Regions from separate parts of the Homo sapiens genome. Here region 2 is linked to region 1. A link is an interaction called in ENCODE POLR2A ChIA-PET data of the cell type or tissue named here. Cell type or tissue: PC-9. All regions are shown on one strand. Links, peaks and the distances in the headings refer to the core of each region. The heading gives the core; the rest is flanking DNA.

The links. ChIA-PET counts read pairs that join two places held together with the same protein. Peaks named below come from ENCODE experiments on the same cell type or tissue, not always from the same donor. Only the 100,000 strongest peaks of a DNase experiment are listed, where the experiment ranks them.
Region 2: POLR2A ChIA-PET joins it to region 1 with 19 read pairs; 2 of 35 experiments call an interaction of 5 or more read pairs at or near these places.

What each region holds. Positions count from the first base shown.
Region 1 is chr19:35,163,449-35,170,686 of GRCh38, reverse strand. FXYD5 (FXYD domain containing ion transport regulator 5) reads right to left here. Exons shown (of 9, transcript NM_014164.6): 6 at 6,442-6,531; 7 at 4,516-4,545; 8 at 4,362-4,436; 9 at 806-1,121. The coding sequence ends at 1,072. Among named protein-coding and RNA genes, the nearest start is that of FXYD5, 12 kb to the right of the region's middle. In PC-9, for the core only: no CTCF peak of the experiment used is centred there; DNase peaks (open chromatin) are centred at 1,156, 1,576 and 2,276; H3K4me3 peaks cover 918 bases; H3K27ac peaks cover 5,000 bases.
Region 2 is chr19:35,432,718-35,440,511 of GRCh38, reverse strand. It overlaps LOC101927522 (a long non-coding RNA gene), which reads left to right and starts at 5,859. Exons shown (of 7, transcript NR_187751.1): 1 at 5,859-6,192; 2 at 6,674-6,923; 3 at 7,410-7,653. RefSeq lists enhancers at 2,044-3,005, 3,006-3,969, 6,419-7,618 and a silencer at 3,591-3,885. In PC-9, for the core only: no CTCF peak of the experiment used is centred there; a DNase peak (open chromatin) is centred at 3,741; H3K27ac peaks cover 1,293 bases.

The sequences.
Region 1 (7,238 bases), core at 1-5,000:
CCCATGCTGGGGCCTGCAGGGCCTTCTTGGTGGACACATTCCTAAGCCAAGAAGTGCCCTGGAGGGTGGCCATTTGTGTATTGGGGGCTGTGGATAGAGCTTGGAGGTGCAGGCTGTGGCATCCACACTCATGTGTGCAAGGCCCCTCCCGGTGTGGGAAGGGACTAGAAGTAGGAAGGAGAGGGGATCCCTGTGATCTGGGACCTCCAAACCCTTAAAAATGTTAGGGGTGAGCTGACACTGGGTACCTGCTCCCTTATGGGGACCACGCCAGTGTTCTCAAACTGACTGCAGGCAGAAGCCAGCCCTGACTCTCTCTCTGGCCAGTCACCCAGCACACAGACTCACCTGCAACCGCCCACCGCCATCCTGTCTGCCACACACTAGACTGGCTTCCCTAACTTTATTCCCTGCCTTGGCTTGTTATATTTTTCTTTTTTAGAAACAGGATCTCACTCTGTCACCCAGGCAGGAATATAGTGGTGCAATCACAGCTCACTACAGTCTCGACCTCCTGGGCTCAAGCAGTTCTCCTGCCTCAGCCTCCTGAGTAGCTGGGACTCTAGGCACGCACCACCATGCCCAGCTAATATTTTTATTTTTTGTAGAGTCAAGGTCTCACTATGTTGCCCAGACTAGTCTTGAACTACTGGCCTCAAGTGATCCTCCCGCCTTAGCCTCCCAAAGTGCTGGGGTTATAGGTGTGGGCCACCACGTCCGGCCTTTGCTTTATTCCTTGAGGGCCCTGAGGCAGCCCCTGCCTCCTCTTTCCACTCCCCTGTCCCAAATGATCAGAGATCCTGGGGCAAAGACCACAGTGCTTTACTTTTTGTCTTAGCAGAGGAGATAACTTGAGGGACAGCCCCCAAGGCGCCAGGTAGCCTTCAGGGGCGGGCAGGGTTGGGGGAGGTAGGAGACTCGGACCGGCAGCCCTGGCTCCAGCTTCATCATCTGTGTCTTCCCTCTCTGGCCAGGCTCTTCGAGGGGATGCAGGAGGCTGGGCACGGTGAGCTGGCAGGGGGCTTGGTCTTCGGGTGCCCAGCAGGTTGTCAGCTCCTGTTTCTGATGGACTCACCTGCAACGATTCCGGCATAACCGGGACAGCTGCCTGCACTTGCCACCTGTGGGTGAAGGAAATGATTCAGTCACGAGCTAGAGTGATATTGATTCTTATCGTGTGTTGTGGGGCTGGGGAACCAGATTGATCAACCCTGCCCCTCGGGAAACTCAAAGGCAACTCCATAAACAAATGATGGAGAAACACACCGAGAACAGCCAGTGCTGGGGCCCTGCGAGAGGCCCTTCCCACACAGGCTCACAGATGAGCCGTTTGGAAACTCCCATTATTTTGTATCTCACTTATTCATTCATTCAGGCACTAAGAACACAGTTGAGGACAAAGAAAAAAATCCCTGCCCTGGCAGAGTTGTCTTTCTATGGGGAAAGACCAACAAGGAGAAAAATTACAAAATCAAATGTATGAAGGTGCTAAGTGGGAGGGTGTTAAGTCCTACAAAGGGAAATAAGGCCAGGAAGGAGGCATGGAGGCCCAGGAGCTGGGCTCATCCTCACAGGGATGGCTACTGGGGCTTCAATGAGGAGGTTACTTTTTTTTTTTTTTTTTGAGACAGAGTCTTGCTGTGTCACCCAGGCTGGAATGCAGTGGCACAATCTCAGCTCACTGCAACCCCCACCTCCTGGATTCAAGCGATTCTCCCGCCTCAGCCTCCCGAGTAGCTGGGATGACAGGCATGTGCCACCAAGCCCAGCTAATTTTTGTATTTTTAGTAAAGACAGGGTTTCACCATGTTGGCCAAGCTGGTCTTGAACTCCTGGCCTCAAGGGATCCACCTGCCTCAGCCTCCCAAAGTCCTGGGATTACATACGTGAACCACTGTGGCCTGCCAAGGAGGTGACATTTGAACAAAGGTCTGAAGGACGTAAGGGAGACACCTGGAGGAAGGGTGTTACAGGCAGAGGGAACAGCAGCGCAAAGGCCTTGAGGTACGAGGACACAGATGGGTTCCAGAGACTCATCTGTGGCTGCTCCAGAGTGAGGGAGGGGGAACTTAGAAGCCAAGGGTACTTTAGAAAACACCTGCCACCCTTGCCTCCTCCAGCCCCTCAGCTCTCTGGCCTCGTCTTCTCCTCTCCCCCAACCTACCCTGTCCTGGCTACTTTGCCTCCTCTGCTGCTATAGCAATGGGCGCAGCTCATTCCTGCCTCCAGGGCTTGGCACTTGCTGCTCTCTCTACCTGGTGATTCATCTCATCATCAGGGATCAGTTCCAATTTCACCACTCCAGGGAGGGCTTCTCTCCCCACCCCTCTCTTCCCTGTCACTCTGCTTTATTTGGCAAATATCTTTCTCTGTATCCACTCATTCATGCATTTATTTGCTTATCATCTTCGACCAGATGTGAGCTCCTGAGGACAGGGACCAGGGCTGCTTGTCACCACCATGCCCCCAGCATCACCCAGCACAGGTTTGGCACAGACTAGGAGCCCACAAATATTTGCTGTTGGAAAAATACATGGCCCCAGAGCTAACGTTCAGGCTCTGCTCTCACACAAACCTGGGTCCAATCCTTCACTGATTCTTTTTTTTTTTTAAGTAAAAAAAATTATTTGTGTAGAGATAGGGTCTTGCTATTTTGCCCATGCTGGTCTTGAACCCCTGGGCTCAAGCCATCCTCCCACCTTGGCCTCCCAAAGTACTGGGATTACAGGAGTGAGCCACCGTGTCCCGCCAGCAAATGAATTTACTGACTCTTCTGTGCTGTGTGACCTTAGGCAAACTCCTTAACTCTCTGAGCCTTAACTTCTCCACTGGGGTGAGAATAGGACCTGGTGCAAAGTCAGGATCAACACATACATGTTGTATGACCGAGGCAACAGTGCTTGACTCTCAGATTCAGTGGGGATCACGCACACATCAGGAATCATGTCTTATGATTGTTAGAATTCTGCCTCTCCCCTTAAGGCAAAAAAAGATGTGGCTATGCTCATTTTCTTGATGAGGAAGTTGGACAAGAGAGGTAATGAAACTTGGCATTGGTTATACAGATTAACTGATAGCTCGTGTTTTATTTCACCCACAACATTTTAAAAACCTTTTTAAAAAATTAGTTTCTCTGCTTGTTATTCTGCCTTTCCCCACAACTTCCTCTCCCTGCATGGGGCCCTGGGCCCCTTGCCCTCTGGTTAAGCATTGGCAGGAGACAGGGGGGTGGGAGGAGAGGGAGGTTTAGGTATCTGATCCCCACCACCCCTGCTCCCTCCTGGTTTGGTCACAAGTGAGGCAGTGGCTGGAACCCTCTTTCTGAGGCCACAGCTCCTGCCAGCAGCCCCACCTCCAGTTCCATCTCTCACCAGGCCTCCTGCAAAGCCAGTGCCTCCTCTTGTCCCTCAGGCTGGGGGATAACAGGTCCCCATCCTTGCTAGTCCTAGGGCACTGCACCATCTCATTGCCCTGCCTGTACCTCCAGAGATATCACTCTATTAAACTTTCTCCAGTTAATCGTTTGCAGGTCCTTCTGCCACCTGCCATGACCCTGATCAACACAGCTGTCAACATTTGAGTACCAAAAGATTTTACAGAAACATTAAGCTCTTAAAAGAGTAGTTACTCTGGCTGCTTCAAGCCTCTATTCTTGCTGGATTGAGTGGGTGGGGTTGTTCCATGAGGCATTTAATCCTCAGTTATCTCCTCCTGACACAGCCTTTTTCAGCCCTTGTTCCCTGCCAGGCCTGGGTGCAGTGGGCTTGTGACTGCTGGGGTGGTATGCTGACCGCCAAATGGCCCTTAGTCTCTACCCCTCCCTGTCAGTATCCATGTCCTTTGCCATGTGACTTTGCCTATCTTCCCATCAAGAGGTGGAGTCTATTTCCTTGAATGAAACCCAGCCTCATGACTTGCTTTGACCTATGGAATGAGGCAGAAGTGATAATGGCCAGTTCTGAGCCTGCATGCATTCACTCTATCTTAGATCCCTGCCACCACCATGCGAACAAGCCCAGGCTAGCTTAGTGAAGGATAAGATGATGTGGCAAAGAGCCAAGGCACCCCAGAAACAAAGTTTCCTGCTGACCCACAACTGAACTCAGATGCAAGAGTAAATCCAGTTGAGACCAGAAGAATCACCCAGCTGAGCCCAGCCTATGTTTCCAAACTGTGGTATTGAGAGCTCAATAAATGGTCATTATTTTAAACCACTGAATTCTGTGGTGGTTTGTATGTATATGCAGCTAATAGATACCTCATTTAAAACAAAATTGCCCAGGGACCTTTGAGAACCCAGCCCTCCGTCATAAGTCCCCCTCCTGGTCTTGGTGTCCTTCCCACCCAACCCCAGTTCTCACTGGTGAGGATGATGATGCCTGTGATGAACAGCACAGCTGCGACCAACAGCCCCCGTTTCCGGAGGGTGTGTTCATCTGCAGAGAGAAAAATGAAGGGGTAGAGTCAGACGGACCTCACCTTTCCTTCCCCCACATCTTCCTGTGGATAACTTACCATAGAAGAAGGGGTCATCCTCATGAAAACCTGGAGAGGCAGACAAAGAGCAAGTCAGGGTTCAGCAAAGGTTTGTGAAGTGAATACGTGAATGGCAAAGTCAGGAAAGGGGGATACCTGGGTACCCTTAGAACAAAACCCAAAATCTTCACCATGGCACACAATCTGGCTCCCATTATTCCTCTAATCTCATTTCCTTCCTATCCCCCTCACTCCCTGCACTCCAGCCCTACTGGCCTCCCTGCTGTTGAACATGCAGACACCTTCTCACCTCAGGGCCTTTGCACTGGCTGTTTCCTCTGCCTGGAACACACTTTCCCTAGACATCCGCATGGCTCCCTCCTTCACTCCCTTCCCAGTGGGGCCCTCCCTGGTTTTGTATATGAAATACAGGTTGACTATCCCTAATCCCCAAATCCAAAATCCAAAATGTCCCCAAATCTGACACTTTTTGATGTCATGTCAGGGGTGTTTGAACCAGAGCAACTCCATCTCGAATAGGGTAAAATAAGGCTGAGACCTACTGGGCTGTATTCCCCAGAGGTTAGACATTGTTAGTCACAGGATGAGATAGGAGGTCGGCACGAGATACAGGTCATAAAGGCCTTGCTGATAAAACAGGTTGCAGTAAAGAAGCCAGTTAAAACCCACCAAAACCAAGATGGCAATGACAGTGACCTCTGGTCATCCTCACAGCTCATTATACATTAGTTATAATACATTAGCATGCTAAAAGGCACTCCTACCAGCACCATGACAGTTTCAAATGCCATGGCAACATCAGGAAGTTACCCTATACAGTATAAAAAGGGGAGGAATCCTCAGTTCTGGGAATTGCCCACCCCTTTCCCAGAAAACTCATGAATAATCCACCCCTTGTTTAGCATATAACGAAGAAACAACCATAAAAACAGGCAACCAGCAGCCTGTGGGGCTGCTCTGCCTATAGAGTAGCCATTCTTTATTCCTTTACTTTCTAAATAAACTCTATGGACTCTCTGAATTCTTTTTTTGTGCAAGATCCAACAGCCCTTTCTTGGGGTCTGGATCGGAACCCCTTTCCAGTAACAGTCTGACATGACACCGAAAGGAAATGCCCACTGGAACATTTTGGACTTCAGATTTTTGGGTCAGGAAAGTTGAACTGGTAAGTATAATGCAAATATTCTAAAATCTGAAATCTGAAAGTCTCCTGGTCCAAAGCATTTTGGATAAGGAATACTCAACCTGTACTCCCCAGTCACTCTCTAACCCTACTTTACTTTTCTTGATAGCAAGTTGAAATCAACTGATACATAATTATGATTATTTCTTGTTGTGTTTCTCTTACCACTAGAATAGTAGTTCCATGAGGGCAGAGATTTTTTCTGGCTTGTTCACCACTCTATCTCTGTCCCCTAGAACTAGCCTAGCACACAAGTACTCAGTGACTATTTGTTGAATGAATGGATGAATGGGCTCTCTATGTGACCCATGGGCGTATCATTTCCATTCATTCACTGGGGGGCTGACTGGGCAGGAAGTGGTGGATAAGATCACCAGGGAAAGAATCAAATTGCCCCTAGAAACAGAGGTCCTTGCTGACCCACAACTGACCTCAGACGCATGAGTAAGTCCAGCTGAAACCAGAAGAACCAGCCAGCTGAGCACACCCTAGATTTCCAAATTGCAGAAATGAGAGCTAAATAAATGGTTATCCTTTTAAGCCACTGAGTTTTTAGGTGGTTTGTATGCAGCAATAATTTATGCATTCACTTATCTATTCAGACATTTATCATGTGCCCACCCTCTGCCTGGCTTGAAGTCATTTACTTTCCCATCACGTCTTTACTGAGAACTATTCTGTGCTGGGCTGTACTCCAGGTGCTGGAAATACACAGTGAACAGAAAATAGCCTGTTTCCAGTCTGGGGAGGCAGTTACTAACCAGATGGCTTGAGGGTCTGGGGGTCTGTCTGGACGTCTGTGCTTGGGGATGGTCTCTCAGAGAGCGTCGTGGTGTCATCAGTGGGATGAGCTGAGAGAGTGGCCAGATCAGTGGAGGGCAGGAGTGAGCCATGGAGGCAGAAACAAGGGATATTACTGAGAGTCTGCATCTGGAAGAAACCCCTCTCCCACATCTACACAGCTGGTGTGCAGGGTCAGGCATCCCCCCTACTCCACACCTAGAGGCAATAAGTAATGACAGGCATTGAAATGCTGAAATAAGCACATAGCCCCGGTTGCGACTATCTGATCTGCCTCAATCCCCGAGGGACTCCAGACCCCTCTCCTAGGACCTTCTGGCCCACACTATAATCCAGGAGATAAAGGAACGAAAGGGCAACACCTGCCAAGGACTCTGACCCAGCTACATAGTCTGGAGAAACTTGTAAAACATTCTGAATATTGGCTGGGTGCAGTGGCTCATGTCTGTAAACCCCAGCACTTTGGGAGACTGAGGCGGGCAGATCACCTGAAGCCAAGAGCTCAAGACCAGTCTGGCCAACATGGTGAAACCCCGCCTCTACTAAAAATACAAAAATTAACTGGGCCTGGTGGCACACACCTGTAATCCCAGATACTTGGGAGGCTGAGGCAGGAGAATTGCCTGAACTCGGGAGGTGGAGATTGCAGTGAGCCAAGATTTCGCCACTGCACTCCAGTCTGGGCAACAGAGCAACACTCTGTCTCAAAAACAACAACAACAACAAAACTATTCTGAATATCACCTCTGCCCCCAGA
Region 2 (7,794 bases), core at 1,529-6,528, 270 kb before region 1:
GGTGTGATCATAGCTCACTCCAGCCTCGACCTCCTGGGCTCCAGCGGTCCTCCCACCTCGGCCTCCCAAGTAGCTGAGACTACGGGCTTGGCCACCACACTTGGCTAATTTGCTATTTTTTGTAGAGACAGGGTCTTGCTGTGTTTCTCAGGCTGGTCTCAAACACCTGGCCTCAAGCGATTCTCCTGCTTTGGCCTCCCTAAGTGCTGGGATTACAGGTGTGGGCCATTGCACCCAGTGTGCAATTTTAAATAAATGACAATTAATAAGGAAGTACAGGATGCCAGAGAGAAATGGAACTCTCCTAGGGATGAAGAGGGAAGGAGAATCTAGACCAGCACGTGCTGATGGACTTTGAGACGTAATGGCCCCTGTGCCAGTGCAGTTCCCCTGAGTTCATTTGCGTATCACCTTTTTTGAGCCCTGCAGAGGCCTCACCAGAGGAGCTCACCCACTGTGAAGGTAACAGTTTATGCCCACCCCCCTCCGTGCATCTTCTCTTTTAGTTGTCTATTATGCAGCCTCCCCTGTCACTCCAGTCGTGGGGTCCTTCACTTCCACAGTCCCTGCAGAACCCATCCCCGGGCTGGTACATTGCTGAAGAAGAAAATTAAAAGGAGCGTCTCAAGGCTAGCTTCTTGGGAGAACTCTGCAGACTCTGTCTCTGTGGCCTTGGTGGTGGGCCTCTGTGGTTGTTCCCACCCACTGCCGGTAGCCATACCCCAACCTCTCTCTGCAGAGACCTCTCCTTCCTCCACTCTCCGTCCACCTGAGTCCTGTTTATTAGACTTCACTCCTGGCCAATCACACCAGCTGTGGTGGCCAAATGATGGTCCCCCCAAAAGAGACCCATATCCTAATCCCTGGAACCACGGCCAAAAGGGACTTTGCATTGGGATTAAGAAGCTTGAGATGGGGAGGTCATCTTGGACTATCTGAGATGGCCCTAAACATAATCACAAAAAGGAGGAGGCAGAACTGGGCGCATTGGCTCACACCTGTGTTCCCAGCACTTTGGGAGGCCGAGGCAGGCAGATCACTTGAGGCCAGGAGTTCGAGACCAGCCTGGCCAATATGGCAAAACCCCGTCTCATCTCTATTAAAAATCCAAAAACTTAGCCAGGCATGGTGGTGTGCATCTGTAATCCTGTAATCCCAGCTACTCCAGAGGCTGAGGCAGGAGAATCACTTGAATACGGGAAGTGGAGGCTGCAGTGAGCAGAGATCGTGCCACTGCACTCTAGCCTGGCAACAGAGTGAGACTCCGTCTCAAAAAAAAAAAAAGAATCTTTAGATGGGGAGATAATCTTGGACTATCTGAGATGGTCCTAAATGTAATCACAAAAAGAAAGAGGTAGAGGGAGAAATCAGACAGAAGGGGAGAAGATGCTGTGATCCTGGAGGACCGGAGTGATGTAGCTGCAAGCTAGCGCCCACCAGAAGCTGGAAGAGGCAAAGAATGGATTTTCTCAAGAGCCTCCGGAGAAATGGAATCCTGCTGAACACCTGTGTTCCATCCCAGCCGGATCTGGCTGGAGTCACCCCGAAAAGCTGTGGCAAGGGAGTTTCTGTCGAGGAGTTCCCCAAACCATCCCAAGAGGGGGCCAGATGGGTTCCCAAAGCAAGAAGCACCAAATGCCAGGGTGATTAGTGCAAAGCATTTCGGAGGGGAATTTGCAGAGTGGGCTGCAGCATCCTCAAGACGAACAATGAGAGAAAAGGGAGGGGGCAAGGGAGGGGTTTGCATGAGGGTTTAAGGAATTTGGCCCAGGGCCAGGGCTGGTTTCTTTCAGTGTCTAAACACCTTTATCAGTGCCTGGGAATGTTCAAGCCCTGGCTTGGGTTCAAGTCTGCAGAGAAAACACGCAGCTGGCTGGGTCGCAGGTTGGTCAAGGCACTCTGTTTCTTGGTCAGGACAGAGGAAAAAGGAGGGAAAATTAGGAGACCCTGCACCTTGATTTCAGCCCCGTGACACTGGTTTTGGACTTCTAGTCTTCAGTACTGTGAGAGAATAAATTTCTGTTATGTTAAGCCACCAAGTTTTTGGCAATTCATTACAACAGACAGAGGACATAGCAGACATGGCAGCCAACATTTATTGTATTGTATGACACTGTGTATCAAGTGCCATGCAAAAAGCTTTGCAAAGATGAACTCATGTAAATCTTAAAACATCCTAGGAAGTTACACACTCATCCCCTTTAACGGACGAGGAAGCTGAAGTATGTAGAGAAAGAAGTGATTTGCCTGGAGTCATGCATCTGGTGGACGGAGGAACTGAACTCTGAACTAAAAAGTCCATGGGCTTTTTTTATTTTTTATTTTTTTAGACAGGGTCTCGCTCTGTTGCCCAGGCTGGAGTGCAGGGGCACAATCATGGCTTACTGAAATCTCTGCCTCCCACGCTCAAGTGATTCTCCTGCCTCAGCCTCTGGAGTAGCTGGAATTACAGGTGCACGCCAGCATGCCTGGCTAATTTTTTTTTTTTTTTTTTAGACAGGGTCTCACTCTGTCACCCAGGCTGGAGTACAGTGGCACTATCTTGGCTCACTGAAACCTGCGACTTCAGAAATCCTCCCACTTCAGCCTCCCGAGTAGCTGGGATTACAAGATTACAGTGCGCCACCATGCCCGGCTAATGCTTGTATTTTTTGTAGAGACGGGGTTTCACCATGTGCCCAGGCTGGTCTTGAACTTTTGGACTCAAGCGATCTGCACACCTTGGCCTTCCAGAGTGTGGGGATTACAGGCGTGAGCCCCCGCGCCCGGCTGGAGTCCATGGTCTTTACCACCGCACTACACTCGCCACTGTACTGTGAGGGCCCCGGTTAGACCCAACTTCTTTGGTGGCCCCTGGAAGTCCTGTGCATCCCACAGAGGAGGACATGGGGGACAGGTCAGGGTGTGAGATGGTGTCAACTGCTTCCTGCAGGGTGTGTCTGTGTGGTTACCAGGCTTCTTGCCAGTGGTCTTCACTCTTTCCCTGAAACCATGAAGGAGTAACCTTCAACCCCAGACTCCCAAGACCCAGGCAACTCCCAGCCTTCCACATGTCCTCGTTCCTGCCATAGCCCCAGATCCCAGATGCTGCAATCTGTCGTCAGTCCCCACTCCCTGTCTCTAAACATTCTGGATACACAGGAAGTAGAGGGAAGATTCTATTTACTGTTTCTGTCTACCGTTTACCAAGTTGTTTGCTTTCATGGTTTCCATGAATGCTTATAAGACTCTGGATTTGATTGTGAAACAGAATGAAGAGCTTGGGAGGAGGAATGTTTATTCCAGGAATCCTGGAGAGGTTGCCTGACCTTTTCCTCCTTCCCCGAGCCCCCTTCTCCATCTGCTGTCCGTGCAGAGGTGACCACTGGACTAGACACAGGACTAAAAAGCCCTCCCCCTGCCGCTTCCGGGCCAGACCCCTGGGTAGCTAGCGCGGGTTCACACCACCCTTGATAAGGGCCAGAAGGCAGCTGGTCGTTTCCTTGGGCTGATTTTCAGTGCTGACCCTGAGCCAGGGAGGAGAGGCAGCAGAGTGTCTGGAGGCGGAAACTTGCAGTCAGGTGCTGGCTGATCCTGCAAAAGACACACCAGATGGGGGGCAAAACTAGTTGCTCTGTGTTCCTTTCCCCAGCCCAACCTTGTCTCTGTTTTCCTCCATTACCTGCTTCTGCCACATACATGACTCATCTTCCCCTAAGAGTTGTGGTATCGCTGGAGTCACCAGGGTTTCTGTCTGCTTTGCAGAATCTTAGGAAACTTAAATTAGACGGCAGATTTTCAGGAAGTGCAGGGAGGATATCAGAAACTCCCGGGTGTCACACCCGGGGAGTTGGCAGCACGTTTCAAAATGCTTGGAAATTTTCCAAGAGAGAGAGAAAAGCCCTGGTTTTCTTAATGCAAACCAGAAAGTAAAGTTTCTGTTTATCAGAAGTGGGAAGTGGTTAAAAATAGATTGAGAAACAGTGATGCAGTGGACATAACACTCTAAGACCCGCTCTTGGTAAAGTTTACGTGAACTGAGATCCTCTTCACGTTGAGCCATCTTCCCTGAGCCTTTTCCAATGCCAGAAGAATTCAGATTCCATAGGAAGCAGGGAAGACTGCTCTCAGGAGAAGGTGGGAGGGGAGAATGTAGTCTTAATTTTGGGAATGTCTTGGGGATTCCTTCCCCCACTTTTTTTTTTCCTTGAGCCCTTGCTACTTGATGATATGAAGCCACAGTGAATTAGCACCCAGAAGCCTTCCCTTCTGTCTCTAGAAGTCTTTGCCATTTATGAAGATAAAACCCTTATATCTCATTTGAGGACTGTCAAATATGCCCAAATAACAGAGACTTAAACACATAGAGGTTTATTTTTCTCATGGGACATGAAGGAATTAGGGAACCCATGTCCACGGCTGCTGCTCAGGATCACTCATCCATCCACAGCCTGGGGTCCTCTGGCTATCTGTTTCACTATCCCCAGATCTTGGCTTTCGCTTCATGGTCCTAAGAAGCATCTACATTCTGAGCAGAAAAACAGGGGGCAGGGAGGACAGAGAGCAAAAGACGTATGAGAGATGGATCTATCCCTTTTTCAAGCAGGAAAATGACAACTTTTCTAGATGCAGTGGCTCACGCCTGTAATTCCAGCACTTTGAGAGGCCGAGGCAAGAGGATCGCTTGAGGCCAAGGGTTCGAGACCTGCCTGGGCAACAGAGTGAGACCCCCTATCTCTACAAAAAATAAAAAAAAAATCTAGTTGGGTGTGGTGGTGCACTCTTATAGTTCCAGCTACTTGGGAGGCTGAGGTGGGAGGATCGCTTGAGCCTGGGAATGGGAGGCTGCAGTGAGCTGTGATGGCACCACTGTACTCCAGCCTGGGCCACACAGCGAGACCTTGTCTCTAAAGAAGGAAAAAGGAAAATGATAGCTTTTCTGGAAGCCCTACCCAGCAGATGTGTACTTATTTCCAACTGGCTGACATTGTATCTCATGGCAATTCCTAGCCGCAAGAGAGTTTGGGCAAATGAGTATTAATTGGGCACTTCCCGAACCTAACAAAATTGGGACCCTGTTGGCAAGGAAAAAGGGGAGAGTTCCAAAATTATACAGATCTTGAATAGCAAATATGGGGAGCAAAACCAATTATAAGCCTAAAATATCTATGGTAGCCATAGGAAGATGTGGGATTTTAGAGGGGGCTTTTATCAATTGTGTTATTAACAGGTAACATACATACAAAAAGGTGAGCTCAACTTAGGGATACAGCTGGATGCATGTTAACATATCTGTACATTTGTGTATGACCACCCAGGTTGAGATGCAGGCCATTTTCAGCACCCTAGAGGCCCTTTTATTCCCTCTCAGTCAGCAAACCTTCCACTCCTAAGATAACCACTTTTCCAGCTTCTACCTCTTTTTTTTATCTATTTATTTTATTTATTTATTTATTTATTTATTTTTGTGAGACAGGGTCTCTGTAGAGTGAGTGCTCATATGAGCACTCCCAGGCTGGAGTGCAGTGGTGCGATCTTGGCTCACTACAACCTCTGCCTCCCGGTTTCAAGCAATTCTTCTGCTTCTGCCTCCCGAGTAGCTGGGGTTACAGGCGCATGCCAACACACCCAGCTAATTTTTATATTTTTAGTAGAGATGGGGTTTCGCCATGTTGGACAGGCTGATCTCAAACTCCTGACCTCAAGTGATCTGCCCACCTCCGCCTCCCAAAGTGCTGGGATTACAGGCATGAGCCACCATGCTCGGCCTTGTTTCTATTTTCTTTGACACAAGCACTGTTTATCTTCCAGTGTAAGAACGCAATCAACCATAGCACTGTGGGATAGCAGCCAGGAGGCTGGCTGTATCCTGCTGCAGCAGCCACCACACATGGAGGGCGGAGGGACAGCCACCCTGTTGTGTAGCTCGGAGCAGCTGTGTCCTTCAGTGCAGGTCCAGCCAAGAGCCGTGGGCCACAGATGACGCTGGTGGGGAAGCAGAGGGCAGACTAGGCAGAGGCAAGGCTTTCCTGTGCCCTGAGCTGTCAGAGATGGGCCAGGGCCTTCAGCTTCCTCGATAGGGCAGAAGTGACCACGCTGGCTCCATTCAGCAAAGGACGTGGACGGAGCTGCCGGGCTTGTCTGAGAGGAGGAGAAATGTGGAATTGAGTGAGGCTCTCTAAGAAGGTTCTGCTGGAGTTGAGAAAAATTAGGGTGAGGCACCTCCCCGATTTTATGTCCTTTTTCCTGGGTCCAGCCTCCTGAACAGCTACCATTCGCTTCTGTGAGACACCTGTCGGTGCCTCCTTTTCCAGCCCTTAATGGAACGGTGAGTGAGGTTCCCTGACTGGGGTGGAGTCTGCTTGTGAGTTTCCCCATCCCATGTCTCTCTGACTCCTGCTCCAACTCCTTACTTCGCCAGTTCCTCTCCCAGCCACCTCAGACTTCCCATACCACCCTCCCTGGACAGGAAGCGTTTTTACAGGAGTTTGAAGCTTCAGGAGTGCCCTCCGGCCACATGAAGACAAGGCGCTAACAAACATGGCGTTCTGCAAATTGCACCATCGCCAACTCCTGTCTTACTCTCACAGAGGTCTCTTGGGCTCTTCTGAGAAGGGTGAATGAACTTGGTTGGAGGGAAGAGAGGGGTTTGGTGGCTCTTAGTAAAATTGCTTCACGCAGTGACCTTTGGCAGTTTAGGATAATAACCTGTGCAGAGAGAGGGTCTCCTGTCCTGAAGTCACAGCCCGGATCTCCAGGCTGGCTCTGCTGCCTCTGAATGATTTGTGGGTCACACACGCCAACAGCATCGCCAAGGGCTGACATCAGCCTGCTTGAGCCACGGAAACTGAATGGGCAAGGATGAGTTCCCCAGCACAGAGGGAGGCATCCTCTGTCAAGACCATCTGCGCATGTGCTGTGCAGTCTCCAGTCTGCACTGTGAGGTTAGTACTTCTTCCTCTCTCTAGAAAGTGTAATGGGGGCCAGGCATGATGGCCCACACCTGTAATCCTAGCACTTTGCGAGGCTGAGGTGGGCGGATTGCCTGAGCTCAGGAGTTTGAGACCACCCTGGGCAACATGGTGAAACCCTGTCTGTACTAAAATACAAAAAAATTTAGCTGGGTGTGGTGGCGGGCATGTGTAATCCCAGTGACTCAGGAGGCTGAGGCAGGAGAATCGCTTGAACCCGGGAGGCAAAGGTTGCAGTGAGCCGAGATCATGCCACTGTACTCTAGCCTGGGCAAAAGAGCGAGACTGGCTCAAAAGAAAGCATAACAGAATACTCATAACTGACAGTGACGTTGTAACAGCTTACCTTATATCCTCTCATTTCTTTGTTTACTTAAACTTCCAAAGCCTAGTTTTTTCAGTATTACCAGGAACCATGGACTTACATTTCTTGCCTCTTGGTGTGTTGCCACATCCCAGCAGTGTGTCTCAACGGCTTTTGAGAACTGCTTCGAGAGGGGACCAGATGCGCAGAGACAAGCTTCCAGCCTGGCTAGGGACGGACCCTCTGGGGATGCTCCTCTCTGGCCGGGCAGCAGTAGAAGCACCTGCCTCCATCCACATCCAGACGCCATTCCCTTTTCTTCACCGCTGCTTCCCATCAGATGGTCCCCAGGAGTGGCAACCTCCCACTTGGTCTCGCAGGAGTCCCAGTGCTTCTCAGGTGTGTGTGCCACATCCCTCTTCTCTGAACACACAGTGGTCAGGGTGCCTGCACAGGGAAGGGCACCACAGTCCACCCTGGGAAAGGTCTTCAGTCTTCGGGAAAGAGCCTGTAAGCACCTTGACTGCTCTTCTTCTCTAG